3 separate regions of the Homo sapiens genome follow, and all the other regions are linked to region 3. Evidence: read pairs that join two places in POLR2A ChIA-PET (ENCODE). Cell type or tissue: HepG2. All regions are shown on one strand. Links, peaks and the distances in the headings refer to the core of each region. The heading gives the core; the rest is flanking DNA.

The links. ChIA-PET counts read pairs that join two places held together with the same protein. Peaks named below come from ENCODE experiments on the same cell type or tissue, not always from the same donor. Only the 100,000 strongest peaks of a DNase experiment are listed, where the experiment ranks them.
Region 1: POLR2A ChIA-PET joins it to region 3 with 5 read pairs; 9 of 35 experiments call an interaction of 5 or more read pairs at or near these places.
Region 2: POLR2A ChIA-PET joins it to region 3 with 7 read pairs; 9 of 35 experiments call an interaction of 5 or more read pairs at or near these places.

Annotation. Positions count from the first base shown.
Region 1 is chr17:39,756,177-39,764,215 of GRCh38, reverse strand. IKZF3 (IKAROS family zinc finger 3) reads left to right here. Exons shown (of 8, transcript NM_012481.5): 8 at 1-6,498. Among named protein-coding and RNA genes, the nearest start is that of GRB7, 22 kb to the right of the region's middle. RefSeq lists enhancers at 5,977-6,056, 7,936-8,039. In HepG2, for the core only: no CTCF peak of the experiment used is centred there; no DNase peak of the experiment used is centred there; H3K27me3 peaks cover 2,151 bases.
Region 2 is chr17:39,746,409-39,753,771 of GRCh38, reverse strand. GRB7 (growth factor receptor bound protein 7) reads right to left here. Exons shown (of 15, transcript NM_005310.5): 15 at 6,487-7,021. The coding sequence ends at 6,875. Among named protein-coding and RNA genes, the nearest start is that of GRB7, 12 kb to the right of the region's middle. In HepG2, for the core only: no CTCF peak of the experiment used is centred there; DNase peaks (open chromatin) are centred at 2,959 and 3,501.
Region 3 is chr17:39,695,823-39,703,861 of GRCh38, reverse strand. It overlaps ERBB2 (erb-b2 receptor tyrosine kinase 2), which reads right to left and starts at 3,798. Exons shown (of 27, transcript NM_004448.4): 1 at 3,551-3,798. The coding sequence starts at 3,623. RefSeq lists enhancers at 1,815-2,314, 2,315-2,816 and a silencer at 7,412-7,706. In HepG2, for the core only: no CTCF peak of the experiment used is centred there; a DNase peak (open chromatin) is centred at 3,911; H3K4me3 peaks cover 1,974 bases.

The sequences.
Region 1 (8,039 bases), core at 3,885-6,384, 59 kb before region 3:
CTGGGATTACAGGTGTGAGCCACCACACCCAGCCTTATTTAACTCTTAAAACTCAGTTTCCGGCCAGGCTCGGTGGCTCACACCTGTAATCCCAACACTTTGGGAAGCCGAGGCAGGCGCATCATTTGAGGTCAGGAGTTCGAGACCAGCCTGACCCACATGGTGAAACCCTGTCTCTACTAAAAATACAAAAATTAGCTGGGCAGTAGTGGCACATGCCTGTAATCCCAGCTACTCCGGAGGCTGAGGCAGAAAAATCGCTTAAGCCTGGGAGGTTGAGGTTGCGGTGAGTGGAGATCACACTACTGCACTCCAGTCTGGGCGACAGAGTGAGACCCTGTCTCAAACAAAACAAAACAAAAACAAACAAACAAAAACAAAAAAAACTCAGTTTCCTCATCCATAAAATAGGAATTAGATTTCAATGTTCTCTTAGGTCCCTTCTAGCTTTAATTCATATGTGATTATGCAGTAACCACAAGGTATTTTTTAAACCTCCTAATGTATGGATATTAAGCAGAAGAGTATTTATATGAATACATGTTTCACATTCCTTTGGTATGAAAATGGTGTGTTAAGTTTTTCCTTTAACCACTGAGTTGTGAATGTGAAGAAGGTGGTGGAGAGGAACAAAAAACAGAAAGGTATTTTGATCTTGCCACAAAGCATACACACAAATTGGCACATGCAGCTGTTTGCCAAAGCCTTCTTTTTTTTTTTACTTTTTAAGAAATTATGTTAGGGAAAATAAATTCTGCTTCCAGGGACAACTTCATGGAGCCTATTTACAAATTAAGAGTCAGCTTAATTTGTAACATTTCTACCAGAGCCAAGAATCCCAAATTCCTGGTAGATTAGTGTTTTATTTCTAAGGGGCTTATGCATTCGGCTCCAACTCAACTCGTCTATGTGCTGCCAGTAATTAAAATGTTCCACCTCAGACTGCACAAATGGCTTATCCTTCTTTGTGGCATGGCGTCTGTCTCAGGAAAAAAGGTTTTATGAAATTCCATGGCAACAGTCCCAACATGTTTGAGACTTCAGCTAAAGGAATGGATGTATTTTGGTGTGTAGTCTTCAGTATATCACTGTATTTCCGTAATACTAGACTCCAAGCTATGCCAGATTGCTTATTCCCTTTGTGAAAGAGGAGTTGCTCATTACGTTCTTGAAATATCGCACATCCTGTTGGTTCTTCAAGGGACAAGAGAAAGAGAATTTGGAAGCAGGGATTAGTAGAAGAGAAAACGAGGGAAAGGAAGCCTTTCCACCAGATTAGTGTTCAAGTCTTTGCAGAGGAGACCAACTTTTTTTGTTTTCTTTTGTTTTGAGACAGTCTCTCGCTCTGTTGCCCAGGCTGGAGTGCAGTGGCGCGATCTCGGCTCACGGCAACCTCCGCCTCCCGGGTTCAAGCAATTCTCCTGCCTCAGCCTCCCAAGTAGCTGGGATTACAGGTGCTCACCACCAAGCCCGGCTAATTTTTGTATTTTTAGTAGAGACAAGGTTTCACCATGTTGGCCAGGCCAGTCTCAAACTCCTGACCTCAGGTGATCTGCCCGCCTTGGCCTCCCACAGTGCTGGGATTACAGGCATGAGCTACCGCACCCAGCCTGAGACCACCTTTTGCATCTCAAGATTGTGAAACCAAGGCCCATTCCACCAGCCTGGGGACTCTTTTTATAGATATGATCCTCCTTTTTCCTGTGACTAATGAATTTGCTGCATGATTTCTATTCTTCTGAGGTTAGTTTTCTGAGTAAGGTGACCACTCACAAAGGCACTTTCTTTGTGGCATTCTGAGCCTAGATTGGGGCCCATCAATTCCAGAAAAAATTTATGTGTGGAAACTCTGCATCCTTAAGTCTTGAAGTTGAACCAGATATGCAGTGGTTACCATCACACAGATAAACGCTGCCTTCTGTACATACCCCTTATGCTGTACTAATTAACAAACCCCTTGCCAGGGCTGGGGAGGTGAGGGTGAAGGAGAATCTTAGCAGAAGGGCAGAGTCAGGACTTGCATCTGCCACTGCTGGGCACTGAAGCCCTGGAGCAGCTTCAGATAGTACCTGTACTTTCTCATGCAGACTCCCTCTGAACAAGAGCCTTGTAGGCCCCTCTCCTTCATTTCCCACCAGCCTCTTATCAGGCGGGCTTTCCACCATACACCCAGGAGGCCACGGTCTGAGGAACAACCAAACCCATGCAAAGGGCCGGGCGCGATAGCTCACGCCTGTAATGCCAGCACTTTGGGAGGCTGGGGCAGGCAGATCACCTGAGGTTGGGAGTTCGAGACCTGCCTGACCAACATGGAGAAACCCCCATCTCTACTAAAAATACAAAATTAGCCGGGCGTGATGGCACATGCCTGTAATCCCAGCTACTCAGGAGGCTGAGGCAGGAGAATCGCTTGAACCCGGGAGGCGGAGGTTGCGGTGAGCCGAGATGGCACCACTGCACTCCAGCCTCGGCAACAAGAGCGAAACTCTGTCTAAAACAAAAACAAACAAACAAACAAAAAAACCCAGGCAAAGTTTCCTTGCAGCCAAGGTGACAGAACTGGGCTGAGGGTGGAAAAGAAACAGAACCAGTGCTCCAGGTGTTTTTTAATTTTTTAATTTATTTTTATTTTTTTTGTATATGTATATATATGTATGTATATTTTAGAGGACCAGGGTCTCACTATGTTGCCTAGGCCAGACTCAAACTCCTGTGCTCAAGCAATCCTGCCTCAGCCTCCCAAGTAGCTGGGATTACAGGCATGCACAAACAATGCCCAGCTCTCCAAATGTTTTCTGTCACTACCTGAAGTGTTGCATCGGTACTTCCTACGGAAAGAAAACTAAATAGAAGTGTCTCTCCCGTGAGCCCCCACCACTACCACCAGAAAAAAAAAAGAGAGAAAATGAACTCATCAGTCTTTAGTTTCCTCAAGTTATTCTCCCAAAAAGACATTCGCCTTGGCACAGATAAGCCAGCTAATCTTATGCTTTATGACCCACTGTGAGCTGTTCCTGACACAGCTTCTGACTTTGTCAGTGACAAAATTTCTCACCTTTTAAATGCAGTGCTTAACATTTTGTTAGGCCCATACTCAAAATCGGCCAGATATAAAATGACCTCAGATTTTGATCTCCTAGGCTCAAACAATCCTCCTACCTCAGCCTCCCAAGTAGCTGGGACTATAGGCACACCACCATGCACAGCTAATTTTTTTTGTATTTTTCTGCAGAGATGGCGTTTCGCCATACTGCCCAGGCTAGTCTCAAAATCCTGGGCTCAAGCAATCTGCCCACCTCAGCCTCCCAAAGTGCTGGAACTACAGGCAAGAGCCACTGCGCCCAGCCACAACCTCAGATTTCTTTGGCAAACAGAAATGTTTAAAAACACAAAATTTTGCTCAGGTGAAACACTGTGTTACTATCAAATCTCACATCCACATAAAGTTTTTCTTTTCGGCTTTGTTTCGTGAGGAACAGACAGAACAAAGTTTTTCCAGGTAGCATCTGTATCACTATTATTCTCCTATTTCCTGTACCACCCCCACCTCCCCAAGCCCTACTGAATGTGAGGTTTAGAATGTTTTAAGGAGGGTCAGGTGCGGTGGCTCACGCCTGTAATCCCAGCACTTTGGGAGGCCAAGGCGGGCGGATCACCTGAGTTTGGGAGTTCGAGACCAGCCTGACCAACATGGAGAAACCCTGTCTCTACTAAAAATACAAAATTAGCCAGGCGTGGTGGCACATGCCTGTAATCCCAGCTACTTAGGAGGCTGAGGCAGGAGAATCGCTTGAACCCAGGAGGAGGAGGTTGTGGTGAGCCGAGATCGTGCCATTGCACTCCAGCCTGGGTGACAGAGTGAGACTCCATCTCGAAAAAAAAAATACAAAAATTAGCTGGGTGTGGTGGTGCACACCTGTAATCCCAGCTACTCGGGAGGCTGACGCAGGAGAATTGCTTGAACCTGGGAGGTGGAGGTTGCAGTGAGCCGAGATCGCGCCATTGCAATCCAGCCTGGACAACAGAGTGAGACTCCATCTCAAAAAAAAAAAAAAAAAGAATGTTTTAAGGAAAAAAATAGTACTGTTACATATAATCCCAGGTGATAAGACCACAATGGAAATGTTTAAGTCCTCACTTTAAAGAGTACCCCACTGAGAAGAGGTATGTTGGACTCTAGCAGAGATTTGGAAACTCTGGGACACTCAAGATGTGAAAGAGCCTGGCTATCTGAGGACTCAAAGAGTCAGCATCGGGACTTGTGAGCTCAAGAAGAGAAAAGGGAGTGGTGAAACTTTGTCCTAAAAGTTAGCACCAGGAACAGAAGAAAAAAACCCGATATATAGTGATACCTCATCTTTTAGAGAATGGGAAGCTATTTTTGTGTTCACACAGAAAGTATAGTTCAAAAAACCTCTATATCCAGAGTTCAGACAAGGAGAATGATTTGAGATATAAGTGCCGATGAAGGAGGTCAATTTTGATCTGAAACCAGCAGCTGGACCTGGGCCACCTCAGGAAAAGGACTCTGTTCTCCAAGGCAGCACGACTGAATGGTTCTGAGAATAAGCCAGGGTTCAGGACTCCTGACCCTTTAGGACCATGGACTCAGAAGAGCCTGAAGGACAATTGTGGGCTTTAAACTTCTGAGAGCTTGTAAAGTAACACAAGACTGTGCCTCTCCCTTGCCCCAGCTGTAGATAGTCTTTGCCCCACCATTGTTATGAAGATACACAGGGTTTTGCAGTTTGAATAAATTGGATACAAGTTTCCTCTTTTTTTTTTTCTTTTTGAGACAAAGTCTCGCTCTGTTTCCCCAGGCTGAGTGCAGTGGCACAATCAAGGCTTACTTGCCGCCTCAACCTCCTGGGCTCAAGCAACGAGCCATCCTCCCGTCTTAGCCTCCCAACTAGCTGAGACTACAGGCGTGGGTCACCACACCCAGCTAATTTTTGTACTTTTTGTAGAGACAGGGTCTCACCATGTTGCCCAGGCTGGTCCTGAACTCCTGGGCTCAAGTAATCTGCCCACCTCAGCCTCCCAAAGTGTTGGGGTTACAGGCGTGAGGCACCGCGGCTGGCCTGAGTTTCTTCTTAATACTGTATCACAATTGTGGGCTGTCTTATGTGTTGATATCGATTGAGCTATTTGAAATAGGAATGTTAATGGGTGTATTAAATTTTTGTAAGGATATAACAATATCTACCTTCCAAGGATGTTGTGAGGTTTTCCATGATTTTGTATATGAGCTAATGTTACCTTTGAGGGGTGGTGTGCATTATGTTGGATGATTGTAAATTTTCAGTGGAAAATGTACCGTGTCCTAAATTTAAAGACATGAAAAATATCCCAAGATCATACTAGATCATAATAGCAATTCCTTTACAAATGAATTATGGAGGTAACTGATCTCTAACAGTTTCCTTCATGTTGTTTTAATGCACAAGGGCAGAGGATCTGCTGACCCTTGGAACCAGCGTGAGCTAACCACGTGCTATAGACACTTCATGGTGTCGCACCCAGGGAAGTCAAAGCGCTTTGCTCCCTCACTGTCTGTGAGTCCTCAGCCATTAGTACCCCACCCCCCGCTGCTCCAAAACTTGAGTTATTTCAAATGTTTCTCACTGTTCATCTCTCCACTGACCCCACTCCAGAAAGCCTGGAGAGAGTCCCAAGATGCCACCCACCTTCCCCAATCCCTCGCCACAGATCTGTGTCTATCTCACACTCTGTAAGTGCCGCTTTGCTTCTTCCTCTCTTGAAAAGACTGAGAACACACATTTTAACATGTTAGGAAAATGGGGCAGCCTAAAAAATGACTGATCCCACCGCCAGTGACTCATGTATACTCCAGGCTAGCAGACAAGGCCCTTTTTGGTGGGCCTGCTTCTGTGGGTTCACAGAAACCAAATTACTGTGGGTTGCAAAGAATTAGCAGGTCATTTACAAAGCAGACATCCCTTCACCCAGACTGTGGTTTTGCATGCTCAGGTTCTCAGTCTATGAGCTTTGGTGCAGGATCATTTTGGCTACTGGAAAAACCATAGCTTATTTTAAATTTCTGGTTGCCAAAGCCACCACACGTGTGGTCTGTGGATGACCATTGTCTGCAGAATGACGAGGAAGGAACAGAATGTGGTTTGGGGCTCAGGGTGGCCTTCCCACTGGGAGGGAAGGCGGGAGGGAGCCCTTGCCCTGGGTTTTGACACAGCCTGTGCTCACAGCCTCTCCTCTCATCTGCATTTCTCAGAAATGCCCTCCCTGCCCAGTGGTGACTTTCCCTCGTCACTCCTATGGAGTTCTACCTGGAGCCCAGCCATGTGTGGAACTGTGAAGTTTACTCCTCTGTAAAGATGGTTTAAAGAAAGTCAGCTTCTGAAATGTAACAATGCTAACCCTTGCTGGAACCCTGTAAGAAATAGCCCTGCTGATAGTTTTCTAGGTTTATCATGTTTGATTTTTACACTGAAAAATAAAAAAATCCTGGTATGTTTGAAATTAGTCCTTGTGCATCCTTATCACTTATGATTTGTGTCTGCTGGTGTCAGGATGTAGAAGGGTTTCATCCCGCCCCAAGGAATACTTTCTTAATTTTGCCCCTCTATTTCTTAAAGTCCAGTTATCAAGAAAAATGAATTATCACTGAAATAAAGGTTCTCACCTGACGCCTTGCTGAGCCTACCACTGTGATCCTGCTGCTGGCCCCTGTAACCCACAAGATAGGGTTCCTGGTTCCACTGGTCCTTAGTTCACTAAGGAAACTGGAGGAGGTTGAGGACCTGGACTTAGCATGATCAGCACATTCAGCATGGTGCACCCCTATTCCAAGTCACTGCTCTGCCTTCCTCCCTCAACAGAGATTCTTCTTAAAATACAGTCAAGTTCTGACTTTTTCATGTGTGGGGGCTCACAGACATCCACATTGGGAAACTTGAGTTGCAGTCCTTAAACTCGACCATATTTAAATACAGTTTTTAGATACCTGGAGACCCAAACCGAAGGTGTTAGGGGGAAAAGTCCTAGGAGAATGGCATAGGGATGAGGCTGCTTTCTTTCCATCATCATTGTGTTCTCTCTTAGAAAACGTTAGAGAAAGTAGAGAGAGAGTCTGGCCTTCTGCTCAGCCTCATCTAAAGCACCCTCCATTTTCCGTCTTCTGTGGAAGAGGCATGAGAAAGATTGTCTGAAGTTTTAAGACTAACAAATGTGGGGCTAGGCTGGCACCAGCGTCCTCTGGCTCCATGATCAGCATCATCTCCCTCCCATCAGCACTCCAAAATGTTCAAACTGGCTGAGGGTCTCCTACAGGTTTCCCAGTCTTGCTCAAGCTGAGGAGGAGAAAGGAATGGCATGGCACCCTGCCTTTGCATTTTAGCACTGAATACATTCAAAAACGGCCCCTCAGTAGCTGGTTTTCAGCCCTGGAGAGAAGATTATATGGCCTTCCCCATCCCCAAATCCCTCCCCAAAGCAGAAGCAGCTCAGGCAGAAGAGAGGGAGACAGGGAGATCCTGACCCCCTTTGCCAGTGAGCAGGACCGGAGGTCCACACTGGCGTTGGGGTTGAATGGACTCCCAGCCTGAGAAGAGTTTTCCTTCCTGATCTTGGGAGCTAATTCAATGCCCTAGAGGGTGGTGGGCCTGGCAGTGGAGGCCACCCCACACCTGCACCCTCCTTCTTCCCCTCCCCCATCACTCAAAACCCCGGACCATTCACTTAGGTTGCTGTGCCCAAACCCTCCACCTGCAGGCAACTGCCACCCGAGGGCAGGCAGGGGGAAAGGACCTAGCTTCCTGCCCTCATCTCCTGTCCCTCAGAATCCAGGGTCTGAGGAAGAGTGGAGGTCACAACTCCAGGAAGACCAGAAACACTGGCCCAAGGGATGGTGGAGGGGCACATTCGGCCCAGGCCACAGTTCGGGCTGTGGAGCATTCCGGGATCAGACAGTTGTTTGCATAAAAGCCAAAAGCCACTGCACCTGGGGTGGGGAGGCCCTCTGGGGAGGTGCTCCCTGGCTTAGGGGAGAGGGGGGAAGGAAG
Region 2 (7,363 bases), core at 2,493-4,992, 50 kb before region 3:
TGGCCCCAACACTAAGTTCCTCCAGTAGATGTGTGGGGCAGGGTGCCTCAGCCTGGGAGGAAGGAACCCTCCCTTGGGAGGCCAAAGCGGGAGGATCACTTGAGGTCAGGAGTTTGAGATCAGTCTGGCCAACATGGCAAAACCCCGTCTACTAAAAATACAAAAATTAGCTGGGCGTGGTGGCGCACGCCTGTAATCCCAAACTACTCAAGAGGCTGAGGCAGGAAAATCGCTTGAACCCAGGGGGTGGAGGTTGCAGTGAGCTGAGATCAGCCACTGCACTCCAGCCTGGGCAACAGAGTGAGACTGTAAAAAAAAAAAAAGAGAGAGCGAGAGAGAGATCCCTGGAATCTTTTGGGAAATTGGGGTAGTGCCAGTAGGAATGCCCTGGAGGACAGGACTCAGGGCATGGGAGTTGGGCAGGTGAATGCGGATGACCGTGCCTGTTGGTCACAGCTGTGTGAGGGTGCGGGTGGCCCGTTCCATCCCTGCTTACAGCTTCCCCTCCAACTCCAAGGTCACAGGGCCCAGTTCCACTACCCAGACCCTAAGGAGATCCACGTGGTTGTCCTGAGGGGGTGGTTTCTGCCTTCCAATCTCCCTCAGTCTGCCCCAAACCACCCTAAAATAAACCTAATCCAAGTAAGAACAAAGTGCTTACAACAAAAATGCAGCTCCAGGCCCGGCGCGGTGGCTCACACCTGTAATCCCAGCACTTTGGGAGGCTGAGGCGGGCGGATCACATGAAGTCGGGAGTTCGAGACGAGCTTCACCAACGTGGATAAACCCCATCTCTACTAAAAATACAAAATTGCTGGGCGTGGTGGTGCATGTCTGTAATCCCAGCTACTTGGGAGGCTGAGGCAGGAGAATTGCTTGAACCCAGGAGGTGGAGGTTGCGGTAAACCGAGATCACACCATTGCACTCCAGCCTGGGCCACAGAGCGAAACTTGTCTCAAAAAAAACACAAAAACAAAAAAAGCGAAACAAAAAAAACTCCAGCTAAACAGCCCCCCCAGGTGCCCATCAAAGAAAAACTTGCCCCTTCCTTGGGGTAGATGCAGCCGTGTGAGAGGGTGTCAGATGACATCATAACTCAACCCACATGGGATTGAATTTCAGGCCTCATCCCCATTTCCCCACACCGCCCCTTCTTGTATGGTGAACTTCGAGAACGCTTGTGGAGCAGCCTCAGCCCGCCCTCCCCACACCCCAGGATCGCCCACACCCCCAGGCTCTGGAGTCCAGTCTGCAACATCCAACTCCCCCAGGATCTAACTCCTTCTTTTCTCTCCTCCCCCAACTCAACTGAGAGCTCAGAGTCGTTTGTCCTAATTGCCACTGCATACTCCCCCTCAAGTCCCAAAGCTGAGGTTCTGCCAACAGCACAGGACAGGAAAGCAGTCTGCAGACGCCCCACCACTGTGCGAGTTGGACCAAGCCCTGACCTCTCTGGGCCCTCTTTCTATCTGTTGGACCAGATCAGTACTTCACTGGTTCAAGCCTTTTTCCTGAATATACCATAAGGCTCAAGTTCCAGATAGAAAGGCAATGCATCCCCCATCACCACCCCAACCTGCCCCTCAAGCCCCTGCCAGAACCCTTGGGCTCTGGGAAGGAGTTAGAAAACTGCTTATGTGGATAGTTTGGAAGAAAGAATCCTTCCAAGTGGCTTTGGGCTCCCCTGTCTGTGTCCTGTCCTTCCTCTCTTCATCCCTCATCAGGGTGCCTGGCACTGGGGCCCAAGGAAGGAGCCAGGCAGGGTCCCTGACCTGATGTTGAACCCTTGGGCCTGTCCACCACCCGTGAACTTGGATGTTGCAGAACTGGCCAGGGCTTTGTCTGGATGCCCCGCCCAGGGAGGTGGGCTCCCCTGGAATCATGCCCACCCCCATCCCAGAGTCCAGAGCGTTGGCAGCAGTCCTCCCTCCCCTCCACACTTGAGCAGGCAGGGAGGCCAACATTGTAGCCACACCCTCCACAGAACCCCTACCCTAAAGGCCCATGGTGCTGCCAAGGATAGCAATGTGCCCTGGCACCCGGCTCCCACCGGCCACGCTGGTCCCGGGAAGCTGGAACGTGTGATGCATGGCAGGCAGCACTTCGCGTCAGCTCCCCAGATGTGGGCCCTGTCACCCTCTCTCAGTACTGGGTCCTCCTCTGCATGGAAAGATGATGAGGAATTTCCCCTTTGCCCTCAAGTTTTTTTCTGAAATGTTTTTAATAAGTACGTATAATTTTAGAATGAAACCCAATAAATCAATTTTGAAAAGACAGTATCTGAGGTCCCAGCCCCCACCCTCTCCCCCAGAGAAGCCCCTGCTTCCCCTCCCACCAGCCCAGATTTTCTCAGAACCACAAGCCTCCCCGATCTAGCACTGCAGCCGTCCTTGGCAGTCCTTTCTGCTGTCTGACCACTGTAGGTCATGCTGCAGTCTCTGAGGTAGAGCAGCATCCTTCCCACATCCTCAGAGCTGGGGGATCTTACCCAGGGGTTCCACTGTGAGCTGGCCCTGAGAGGGTCCCTGTGCCCCCAAACTCTTAGCAGCTACGTCTCCAAAAAGCCAGAAATCTCAGACACTCACCAAGAATGGGCTGCTGCTGGTCTCAGGTGGCCAGATCAGGGCCAAATGCTGCCCCCTCTAAGGGCTCTCGGCAGCCTAGGTCCCTCACTGTGGCCAGCACTGAGAAGGGAGGGGGCAGAGAACAAAGGCTAGAGCAGGGCAGGGCTGCATTTCACCACCTGTCCAGTGGGCTGAGTCTGGCCTCTGTCCCGAACTCCCTCTGCGACCCCTGTCGCAGGTGAGTCCCTGTCTTTCCCTGAGCCTCAGTTTCCCATTTGTAAAGTGGGAAGGACATCTGTCTCACAGTCTCCAATTAGCTGATTGACAGAGAGGCTTTGTCTCTGCCCAGTGCCTCAGGCTGTGAAGGGACACTGGGTCCTCTTTTTTTACAGTCTGAACCCCTGGACATGCTGAAGAGGTGACTCATCTTGACCCCTTTACTCTCACTCCAGCCTGGAACTCTGGCACCCACACCTCGGAGGTGGCCCTGGGCACCCATGGCCAGCCACACAGCTGACACTGCCCTGTTCGGTGCTCGAGCCACAGCCTGTGGTGGGGATGGCTCTGGGAACCGTGGCAGGTGGCAGGCAGCAGGTTGCACTGGGTCCTGCCTCCAGTCCTGCTAAAAAGAAGCAAAATCTGCCACCCTTCCTGCCCTTGGGCTGCAGTAAGTTCTTCCAGCAGATTCCCAGGAGGTCCCAGGCTGGGGTGTGCATGAGACCTCTCTGCCCACCTCTGTCTGCTGGACCTGGTCCCAGCTTCCCAGCCTGGAGTTAGCCAAGGATGGGGGTGCCTTGGTCGGGAGTGGCTGCCAGGGCTGCCAGACCCAGCCCAGGGGCTGATTGCAGAGGCTGCACAGTCTCAAGGTCACCTCAGGACAACCCTCCAGGCCAGAGACCAAGGCTGCAGGGAAGGGAGGGGCTCTCTAAGGGAGGACCCCAGTAGGCCACTATTGCTGTCACTGTGGCTGAGGAATGCCACCTGGACGTCAGCCAGACAGGGGAAGCAGAACATGCCCAGACCTGGTCCTCAGACCTGGGTTGGAATCTTGGCTCTCCCACTGTGATCTGGGGCCAGGCTGCCCACTGGGCCGTCAGTTTCCTCACCTACAAAACAGCGTCTCACCACCTCCTGCCCAGTCAGTCCCAAAGATTTGAGAAGGGGCTCTCCATTAAAATATATCAATATATAATAGAATATCCAAGCATATACAAAGGTGGAGAGGATAATTTAACAAATCCCCACATAGCCAGTACCTGTCACCAAGCTTCAACCAATATCAACAGCCAGTGTCAACTCATGGCCACACCATGACTATGCCCACACCCTCTCCTTTAACCTCTGGATTTCATTTTTTTCTTTTTATTTTTTGAGACAAGGTCATGTTCTGTGGCCCAGGCTGGAGTGCAGAGATGCAATCATGGCTCACACCAGCCTTGACTTCCTGGGCTCAAACGATCCTTTCACCCCAGCCTCCCAGGTAGCTGGGACCACAGATGCATGTCACCACACCTGGCTAATTTTTTATTTTTTATTTTTGTAGAGAGGGCCTCACTATGTTGCCCAGGCTGGTCTCAAACTCCTCCCACCTCAGCTCCCAAAGTACTGGGATTACAGGCATGACCCACTGTGCCTGGCCACCTCTGGGTTATTTTAAAAACAAAGCTTCAGCATTACTCAATATACCCAGGTAATAAACCTGCACATGTACTCCCTGAATCTAAAATAAAAGTTGGAAAAAAAAAAAAGAAAAGGAATAAAAACAAAGCTGAGACATCATGTGATTTCACCTTTAAATACTTCATAATGAATTTCTTAAAGATAAAGATTTAGAAAAAACCGTAACTGCAATACCATTATTACACCTTAGAAAGTTAGCCATAATCCCTTAATATCATCGAATATCTGATCAGAATTCAAATTTCCCCCAATTGCTCATAAATGCTTTTTACAGTTAGTTTGCATTTGAATCAAAGGTCAACACATCATTTGGTTGATATATGTCTAAATTTCTTGAAATCTAGAGATTGCCCATCTTTTCTGGTAATTTTGTTGCTGTTGAAGAAGAAACTGGGTTATCTGTTCTGTAGAATTTCCCAATCTGGATTTTTGTCATTGTTTCCCTTGTATTTCCCGTAAACTAGTTGTTGAATCCAAGGAATCAGATTCAGGTTTGGTGTTTTGACAAAAACAATGACTAGTTGGGGTTCACAGGTCTGCAGGAGGGTCTGTCTCCTGAGTTAAGCAGCAAGTTCAGATGCAGTCGATCTGACATATTTATTAAAGAGCTCCCATCAGGTAAGAGCTCAAACTAAAAAACTCTTAGACAAGGCCAGGCGCAGTGGCTTGGGTGTGTAATCCCAGCACTTTGGGAGGCCAAGGTGAGTGGATCACTTGAGGTCAGGAGTTCAAGGCCAGGCTGGCCAACATGGTGAAACCCCGTCTCTACCACAAATACAAAAAATTAGCCAGGCGTGGTGGCAAGCGCCTGTAATCCCAGTTACTTGGGAGGATGAGGCAAGAGAATCGCTTGAACCCAGGAGAAGGAGGTTGTAGTGAGCTGAGATCGTGCCACTGCATTCCAGCTTGCGCAACAGAGTGAGACTCCATCTCAAAAAACAAAACAAAAAAACCTCTAAGACAAAAACATAGACTGGCATGAGCAGTGGGCAGAGGCCAGACATCTGTCTTTTTTTTTAAGACTGAGTCTTGCTCTTGTTGCCCAGGCTGGAGTGCAATGGCATGATCTTGGCTCACTGCAACCTCTGCCTCCCCGGTTCAAGCTATTCTCCTGCCTCAGCCTCCCTAGTAGCTGGGATTACAGGTGCCCGCCACCATGCCCAGCTAATTTTTGTATTTTTAGTAGAGATGGGGTTTTGCCATGTTGGCCAGGCTGGTCTCAAACTCCTGACCTCGTGATCCGCCCGCCTCGGCCTCCCAAAGTGCTGGGATTACAGGTGTGAGCCACAGTGCCCTGCCGGGAGTGGTGAATTTATATTTGAGAAAAGATCACTCTGGGTGCTGAAGGATGTGTTGGAGATGGAAGCCAGATGCAGAGGGCTGAATGCTAGCAGGCTCCATTTATATGGCTTTCTGGAAGGGGCAGAACTAGGACAGAAAGGAGGTTTCAGTTTGGGTAGGAGGGAGCATGGCTGATAGTAGGGGGCACAGGGACTTGTTGGGGGTGATGAGGCCATTCTGTGTCTTGGTGGTGGGGCTGGATGCATAACTGTGTGCATGCTGGGGCCAACTATCCGTCAGCTAGTCCAGGACTAGCGGAGGACAAGCATGCTGTCGGACTCATCTCCAACTCCCAGGCCCTGTTAATTACCTCTCTAGACTTAGACTGTCAGAAAATCTCTCTGGGATGATGGTCTCTTGTCTATTCACTTACTTAATTAGCAATGACTGGGCGCCTACTATGTGTCAAGCTGCATGGTGGGCACTGGAGACTCTCAGATAACCACTCCTGCCCTTGAGGAACATCCAGGCAGGCTGAGACATGGCCTCGATCCATTTGACACTTCCACCAAGGCCTCCACAGGTGCCCACCTCTCCAGGTCTCCCCTCTTTTTTTTTCCAGACAGGGTCTCACTCTGTCACTCAGGCTGAGTGCAGCGGCACAATCTCAGTTCACTGCAACCTTGACATCCCAGGCTCAAGGAACAAGGGATCCTCCCACCTCAGCCTCCTGAGAAGCTGGGACTACAGGTGCACACCACCATGCCCGGCTCATTTTTTTATTTTTTGTAGGGACAGGGTCTTGCCATGTTGCCCAGGCTGGTCTCAAACTCCTGGACTCAAGCAATTCTCCTACCTTGGCCTCCCAAAGTGCTGGGATTACAGGCATGAGCCACCACGTCCAGCTCTGGTTCCCTTCTTGATTCAGCCAGCCAGGCCTTGCCAGACAGAACTCATAGGTGTATCAAAAAATAATCTTTATTGTCACTAGTATAAAACAGAGCAGATCAACTGGCCTCTCGGTCTGTACAAAGTGTGGGGCGTGAAACCGCCTGGGCTGCCCCCACTTCTCCCATAATTCCCTGCCCTAGAGCAGCACCTCCAGAGCTAGGAGAAGGAGAGGGGGCCACCCAAGGCCTTCCCTTGAGGAGAGGGGTCAGGAGTGGACTGGAGTGGGGGCTGTTTTCTATCTGAGGGAGGCAAAGAAGCAGAGGAGAAAACTGGAGTGGCGGAACCCTCCCGCTCCTCATCCCGTCCCCTGTGGCCGCGCCCCAGAGTCCACTGGATGGGTGGAGGGGCGGCGGGCAGCCTGAAGGCGGGCTGAGGCATGAGCCAGTCCACGGCCTGGTCAGAGGGCCACCCGCGTGCAGCAATGGCGCAGCAAGCACGGCAGGATGCCGCGGTTCAGCTGGTGGAACTCCACGAGCTGCAGCAGGTCAGTGAAGCGGGTCTGGCCATCATCCATGCTGAAGTACAGGCGGCCCTCCTCCTCGCTCTGGGGTACAGTAAAGGGGGTGGAAGTTCAGGGAGGGGCCCGAGGCTTGGGAAGCTCCCTCCTGGGCCAGGGCCCCACCATTTCCTTTTATTCTTTTCTTTTTTCTTTTTCTTTTTCTTTCTTTTTTTTTTTTTGAGACAGTTTTCTCACTGTGTCATCCAGGCTGGAGTGTGGTGGTGCCACCATGGCTCACTGCAGCCTTGACCCTCTGGGCTCAAGCAATGCTCCCACCTCAGCCTCCTGAGTAGCTGGACTACAGGTGTGCACCACCATGCCTGGCTCATTTTTAAATTATTTGTAGAGATGGGGTCTCCCTGTGTTGCCCAGGCTGGTCTCGAACTC
Region 3 (8,039 bases), core at 2,547-5,046:
GTGTCCCCAAAGCTCAGCTCTCCCAGACCCATAATGTCACAGCCCATTCAAGTGACACTGGGATTCCCCGACCACAAACACCTGGTGTATCAGGCCTGACATCAGACCAGGGCCTGGGCCCAGGGTCTTTAGTTGAGAACCCTAGCTCAGCTGCTCACTGAGTGATCTTGAGCAAGTTCCCAGACCTCCAGGGCAGAAGCTAAATCGGATTCATCTCTATGCCCTGCAGTACCTGCAACTTGGTGAATATTTACTGACCTAAACTTGGCTGTAACAGCTCTTACTCCCTCAGAGGAGGTACATGAGAGTTAAATGAGGTAATGAATTGCGCAGCCATCTGTAAACATGACGAGGCTTTGTAAACAGAACTGGGACAACACAAACATTCGCTAGAATAATTCTCCCACTCCTTGAAAGAGTACACATCCCTTACCCCACCTCGGCTCTCTTCCCAGGGGGAGGATGGGTGGCCAAACATAAGATGGAGATGTCACTCTAGAGGGGCTTCTCACAGGTGGAGGGCAGGGAAGGAATCTCTTTCCAGATCATTCCATCACCCAAGGACAGGCACAACTACCCTGGGCCCCACCCCAGCCCTCCCAGCCGCAGCCCCACACTGGCCCCTCACGCTGACACTTCAGCTGTCTCTCTCACCCACAGCCCTGTGTGTCAACGTGGCCTCTGTCCCCTCCTGCCCGCAGCCCCCTGTCATGCTGGTAGGGCCCAAAAGGAAGACAGGCATTGGCTGGACAGGAAGGGAGAGGACTCTGAAGTCAAGAGGGAACCTCAGGGCCCCCAGCTCAGCTCCACTTTCTACAGCCTAGAGAAGTGGATGGAAAGGTCATTCGCCTGAACAAGAGGAGCGCTTCTCCTCCCATCTGGCCACCTGCCTGCCCCTAAGGCTTTGTTCAACCCATTATTGTTGGCTGGAATAAGACTCTAACCACCTCTTAATGCCTCCTCTTCAGAGTCCAAAAATTCCCTGGACATTACTGGGTAGCTGGGAGCCTTGGATAAGTTGCTTCATTTCTCTGAACTTCCATTTTCTCATCTGTGCACCTACTTCACAGGACTGTCACAGAGATTAAATGAAAGCATGGATAAAAACCTAGCATATAGGAAGTACACCGTACATTTCTTAAAAGTTAAGACAAGACAGGTTCATACAGCAGGAATATGGGTAATCCCAAACCACGAGAAAATTAAACATGCTTTGTGTTTGACTTTGGAATGCCACGTATTTTTTCTTTTTACATTTGATCCCTATCTTTTCAATTGTTTTTTTCTTGACAAATAAAATGAGTACTTTCCCCAAGTATAGTAAAGAGAGGAGGCTGTTGGAAGAATCATACTGGAATTAAAATATGAAGGAGTTCTGCAAGATTAAAAGGATGTATTTGCTGCAATTTGTAAAACCCATACCTCTAAGAAAGGATTTCAGAAAAATCCTGACCCCTCTGGGGCTCCCCCTAGGCCTCCCCTTCCCCCACATTCCTGCCCCAGACCTCACCCCTTGGGTAAAATCTGGGTGCTGGAGGCAGCTGGGTGGTATACTTTTTTTCTGAAACGGAGTCTCACACTGTCACCCAGGCTGGAGAGCATTTGCAATCACAGCTCACTGCAAGCCTCAACTTCCTGGGCTCAGGTGATCCTCCTGCCTCAGCCTCCGGAGTAGCTGGGACTACAGGCACGTGTAATCACATCCAACTAATTTTTGTATTTTTTGTACAGAGTTTTGCCTTGTTGCCCAGGCTGTGCAATGACTTTTTAACTAACTCCTGCACAACACAATCAATAGTGCAGGTTGAGGGGTGAGGACATGAGGAGGCCCCATCCAGAGAACCCAGCCCTCAAATCCAGCTCTGCAGCAACTGCCATTCCCTGATCAACTCCCAGCCCAAGGTGAGGAAGGGCAGCAGCTCAGCCTGACAGCTCAGTATGGCCTCACCCTTCTCATCAGAAGATGAGAGGTGAAGATGCTTGTCTGGGAAACAGGGAGGGCAAGGATGTACTCCCTGGAAGAGAGGAACCTTCTTCCTCAGCAAGAAGGCGTGGCCATAGAAGGCTACCTCCCTCTGTTTATGGCAGATCTGGCCCAGCACCTTAAGGGAGTTCCTGCAGAGGACAGAGTTCAGCCTGTGTCCCCAAGTCAGCAGAGAGACTGCTGTTTGGCAACACAAAGCCCAGACACACAAATACAAAGACCACACAACTGAGGAACACCCTGGCGTAGACCTGCAGAGATAACACGGCCATGCACTCACTCACAGAGGGCCCCTCGGGCAACACACAGCCACGATGACACCCACTCCCTCCCCAGACCCTCTGACCTATGGAGACCACCCACGACTCCCAGAACACTTTCATTTTGTCTCCCCTGCAGCCCAGTGACTCAGGGAGCAGTGTCCCTCATTGCTCCAGGTGCACTCATCCATATAGCGATTTCGAATGCATGGTTGGGGGTCGCACTGCCTGGGGTCCCATCTTGACCCCACCACTTACTAGCTGCTACTCAACCTCTGGACTGCTACTCAGTCCAGAATGCTGGCAGAACTTCCACTATAGGGGTGTTCTAGGATTAAAGGAGAATGCATGCAAAACACCACAAACAGTTCCTGGCAGAGTATACCTGGCCCAGGCTATATGTTAGCTTTTATGATTAATGCACACAGGTGGACAGATGGGTCAGGATACACACTGCCCCCACTCACCCTTCCCCACGCACAGCACCAAGGAAAAGGCAGCAGAACAACGCAGCCCTCCCTAGGCTCCCATCTGGCCTTATTTCTTAGCTTCCTTCTCTGGGAACTCTCCCACTTTACACCCCAAGAAACCCACCCCCACCCCTCCATGGTCCACGCGCTCCAAAAGTCACAGAGCACAGTCCCTAAGCTGGCCCCAAGAATCTGTTCAAAGCAAACGTCTCCCCCGCCCCCAACCCAGACCCCAGCAAGAGGCCACCCTCCGGGCCACCCTTTCCTCCCCGGCTCTGGTTGGGACAGGTTGCTATGCCACCCTCCACTCCACCACACACACACACACCCGACCCCGCCAGAAGCAGGAGCAACCAAACCAAAATCGTCTGAAGGGGAGCGGGGAGGGGCTGGAGGAGGGGCAGGGCAGAGGACCCCCCCAAGGAATCCAGCCCAGGCCAGTCCGGAGGCGGAGGCTGCCAACTGGAAAGGCTTTGAGAAAGCTTGAGGGGGCTCAAGAAGGGGGGAAACGCGCGCGCGCGCTCTACGCAATACACCCTTTGCGGGAAAACTTTCTGAACAATTTCAGAGAACTTCTTTGACAAGTTCCCGGAGCCCCTCGGAGCCTGGAAAGCGCCAGTCTCTTGGATGGGCCATCTCGAGCCGCTGCCGTGTAACTGCCCCCTCCCGCCCGAGGGCCCCAGGGCCCGGCTGCCCTGAGCGTCTCGACTGTCCACAACTTCGGGATAGGAGAGCTCGTCCGGGCCCCTCTGGCCCCGCCGGCCGCGGGACCTCGGCGGGGCATCCACAGGGCAGGGTCCCGCCGCTGCTCCGTCCCCTCCCCACACCAGACCCACCTTGGGTGCTCGCGGCTCCGGGGGGCAAGAGGGCGAGGAGGAGCCCCCAGCGGCACAAGGCCGCCAGCTCCATGGTGCTCACTGCGGCTCCGGCCCCATGGCTCCGGCTGGACCCGGCTGGGAGGGCGCGGGGCGCGGGGTGCTGCGAGGGGTGGGGGCCGGGCGCGCGGCGCAGTAAAGGGCCCCGTGGGAAGGGGCGCGCGGCTGCCCGGGGGGCTCCCCTGGTTTCTCCGGTCCCAATGGAGGGGAATCTCAGCTTCACAACTTCATTCTTATACTTCCTCAAGCAGCCCTCCTCCTCCACCTCCTCCTTCTCCTGTGATTGGGAGCAAGCGCGCTCCCAGCTCGCCCCCTCCAACTGCATTCCAACAAGTCTGGGAGTGGCAACTCCCAGCTTCACTTTCTCCCTCTCTTCGCGCAGGCCTGGGTGCGTCCCTCCTAGCGCCGGGACGCCTGGGTTGCCTGCAGCCGTTCTCACACTTTTCCTCGGAGAATCCCTAAATGCAGAGGCTGGTGACTCTGCCCCCTCCCCCGGAGTCCGGGATAAATTCCCTAGGCTGCCACTCTTAACACCCTTTTAAGTCTCAGGTTTTATCTTAAACTTTCCTGGGGAGCTTGCATCCTACTCCATCCCAAGCCTATTTGTTTTAATATCAAATAATGGTTTTCCCACCACATCCTCTAGTAAAATTGATAGTCAAGGAGGGGGATGTGTTGTGTTTACCTTGTGGCTTCCAGGACCCCCGGGGCATATCTTCTGGAATCTTTGAAGTATCTGAAAAGCATGATCTTAAGAGGGTCTACAAATTTGGGAGGAGACAGTCACATCGAAAGGACTTTTTTTTTTTTTTAAACGAACTTTTGCTCTTGTTGCCCAGGCTGGAGAGCAATGGCGCGATCTCTGCTCACCACAACCTCTGCCTCCCTGGTTCAAGTGATTCTCCTGCCTCAGCCTCCCGAGCAGCTGGGATTACAGGCATGTGCCACCATGACCAGCTAATTTTTTGTATTTTTAGTAAAGACAGGGTTTCTCCACGTTGGTGAGGCTGGTCTTGAACTCCCAACCTCAGGTGATCCTCCCGCCTCAGCCTCCCAAAGTGCTGGAATTACAACCACGAGCAACTGCACCCAGCCCAAAAAGACTTCTATCTCAATTCTTCAAAATGCACCCTTCTTGCTTATTTAAGGAGGCACCCAGCACCCAATGCATTCAAGGTTTCTTCTTTGCCCCTTGCCTTCTATTAGCCTGCTTAATTCCACTTCTCAACCACATTCTATTTGGAGCCCCTGACCCTATTCCTTAGGCCTAGTGGTAGGGGTGGGGATGGAAGGAAGACTTTTTTTTTTTTTTTTAATTTCAACAAGATATTGCATGGGACATATTTATACTAACAAATTATTCATTGTTTATCTGAAATTCAAATTTAACTGGGCCTCCTTATTTTTATGTGCTAAATTTGGCAGTTCTAGTTGGAATGCCCCAGCCAAGAATGCAGCTATACTGGTCAAGAAGGGATCAAAGGCACCTATCAGGGACTGGAGAATGAAGGACACCAGCATCTCTTTCTCTCTTCCCTCCCCCCCATCTCCCACACCTCTTTACAGGTATACACTTGCATTTCTAAACTTGCTTCCATGTGCTGAGCACACTTAAAGCAGGCACCTCTTGTGGGACAGGTTGCTATGCCATCCTAGGGAGTTGAGAAACAGGGGCCTCTGGGACCAAGAGGACCTGGGTTCAAATCTTGAATCTGGCCAGTCGCGGTGGCTCACACCTGTAATTCCAGCACTTTGGGAGGCCGAGGCAGGCAGATCACGAGGTCAGGAGATCGAGACCATCCTGGCTAACACGGTGAAACCCTGTCTCTGCTAAAAATACAAAAAATTAGCCAGGTGTGGTGGCGGGTGCCTGTAGTCCCAGCTACTCAGGAGGCTGAGGCAGGAGAATGGCGTGAACCTGGGAGGCAGAGCTTGCAGTGAGCTGAGATTGCGCCTCTGCACTCCAGCCTGGGAGACAGAGTGAGACTCCGTGTCAAAAAAAAAAAAAAAAATCTTGACTCTATTCCATATCAGTCATGTCACCTTGGGCAAGTGACTGAGCATCTCTGGTCTCAGTTGGCTCATCTGTAAAACAGCATCTGACATACTATGCTGGGGTTAAAGGAGATAATGCTCTGGAAGCACTCAGCGCAATACTTGGCACATAATAATTGCTCAATAAATGGTCCCAGATTTAGTTATACTGGGGCAGATCTAGGTTTTGTGGGGCCTGAAGCTTATATAATTTGGGAAACTCTCTTTAAGAAAGTAATACAAAGTTGGCCGAGTATGGCGGCTCATGCCTGTAATCCCAGCACTTTGGGAGGCCAAGACAGGCAGATCACGAGGTCAGGAGTTCGAGACCAGCCTGGCCAACATGACAAAACCCCATCTCTACTAAAAGTACAAAAATTAACTAGGTGTGGTGGCAGGCACCTGTAATCCCAGCTACTCGGGAGGCTGAGGCAGGAGAATTGCTTGAACTCAGAGGGCAGAGGTTGCAGTGAGCTGAGATCTTGCCACTGCACTCCAGCCTGGGTGACAGAGTAAGACTCCATTGAAAGAAAGAAAGAGAGCAAGAGAGAGAAAGGAATTGAACAGAAAAAGACCCTAGCACGGCTGGGTGCGGTGGCTCATGCCTGTAATTGCAGCACTTTGGGAGGCCAAGGCAGGTGGATCACCTGAGGTCGGGAGTTTGGTACCAGCCTGACCAACATGGAGAAACCCTGTCTCTACTAAAAACACAAAATTAGCCGGGCATGGTGGCGCATGCCTGTAATCCCAGCTACTCGGGAAGGCTGAGGCAGGTGAATCGCTTGAACCTGGGAAGCGGAGGTTGCGGTGAGCCAAGATCGCGCCATTGTACTCCAGCCTGGGCAACAAGAGCGAAACTCTGTCTCAAAAAAAAAAAAAAAAAACAAAACAAAAAAACAACCCTAGCACATTCATATAGTAAGGATAAGGTGGAGTTTTGTACAGGTATCCAGAGTGATAATGTAAAATTAACTTATTCCTTGGACCGCTGTCACAAACATTCGAGAAATATTGCTGTGTATGGAACACAGCAGCCCTTCTGGATGGCCATCAATATCCCTATTTTCTCTTGAGCTGGTGTTAGGGTTAGGGTGAGGATCAGGGGAACTGAGGTAAGCAATTTGCCCAGGATGTCTTAGGGCTAGAGAGAAAAGTTGGGCATGTATCAAAACTGACCCCTTACTCTCACCCCATCATCCAGCCCAGGACCTGGTCAACCTGCCTCTCAGTCCTGCAGCTTACAGCCCTGCGGGAAGAGGATGCGCTGACCTGGCTCCAGGAGTCACTGGTTCATCACACCACACCTTGGAGGGCTTGCACCTGGATGAGTGTGCAGGCAGCCTTAGAGGCCATCGGGATGTTAGGATCAGGGTTAGAGGTGTCCTTTCTCCCCAGGCCCCACCCCTGCCCTGCTGTTGTGTCCGGAAAGGTTAGTCCAGTCAGGAAAGCTACTGTGGACGCCATGCTTCATTGGACCCTACTCTGTGCCACTCTGACCTACAGCCACGTTCCTCAGAACACTGAGTCCCCAAGACTCCAGAGGAGGCAGGTGTTATCATTCCCCATTTTGCAGAAGAGGAACCTTGAGCCTTGAGATTCCACGAGCTAAAGGAACTTTCCCAAGGTCACAGAGCTGAGCTGGGAACTGAGCCATGGCAGATTTGGCTTCACCCATTACCCTCAAGAGCCCCAGTCAAGGGTACCAAGAGGGGAGACAGAGGAAAGAAGTCCAGGTAACTGTAGGTCCCTCCCTCTACAAAGATCCTGCTTCCCCCCTTCACTCTCCACCCCCCCGCCCAAGCAAACCCATCCTCTCTGCATCCCAAATCCCAGGAAGAAACCCGGACTGGCAGACAATGCCCAGTCCCGGTGGGCGGTAGAGAGGGTGGAGCAAGCTGGAGAGGGGGCTGGAGTGGGGATGGGGGGAGGAGCTGGGGTCAGAACTCACGCCCTGGGGAGGAGGCTCGAGAGGGGCCGAGCCTCTGAAAAAGAATGAGCCCATTCAGAGCTGGGAAGCCAGAGGAAAAAACCTCGTCTGGTGTCTGACAAGAGGAGAGGAAGGGGGGCAGGGGTGGGCGCTGCTGATTCGATTTCCTCCTTAACTGTCCCTCCAGCAGGGCCTGGCAGGAGAGCCCAGGAAAGAGGATGTCTGAGGGACAAAGACAGCGAGGGGGACCCTCAGGGAAGGGAAAGGGGTGCTGGTGAGAGGGGTCTAGCTAGGGGGCTGGGGAGAGGGAGTGGGAACAGAGTGGGGCTGACTGCGGGACAGAGGGCAGCAAACTCAGATCAGGGCAGATGCGTGTGTTTTGCCCAAGACCCCAGCCTGTGGGCAGTGGAGTGACCACTGACACTGAAGAGGCAGGACAGGGCTCTAGCTTCCGAGGGTGACCTCTAAGTCAACAGGCTGGGGCTGCAA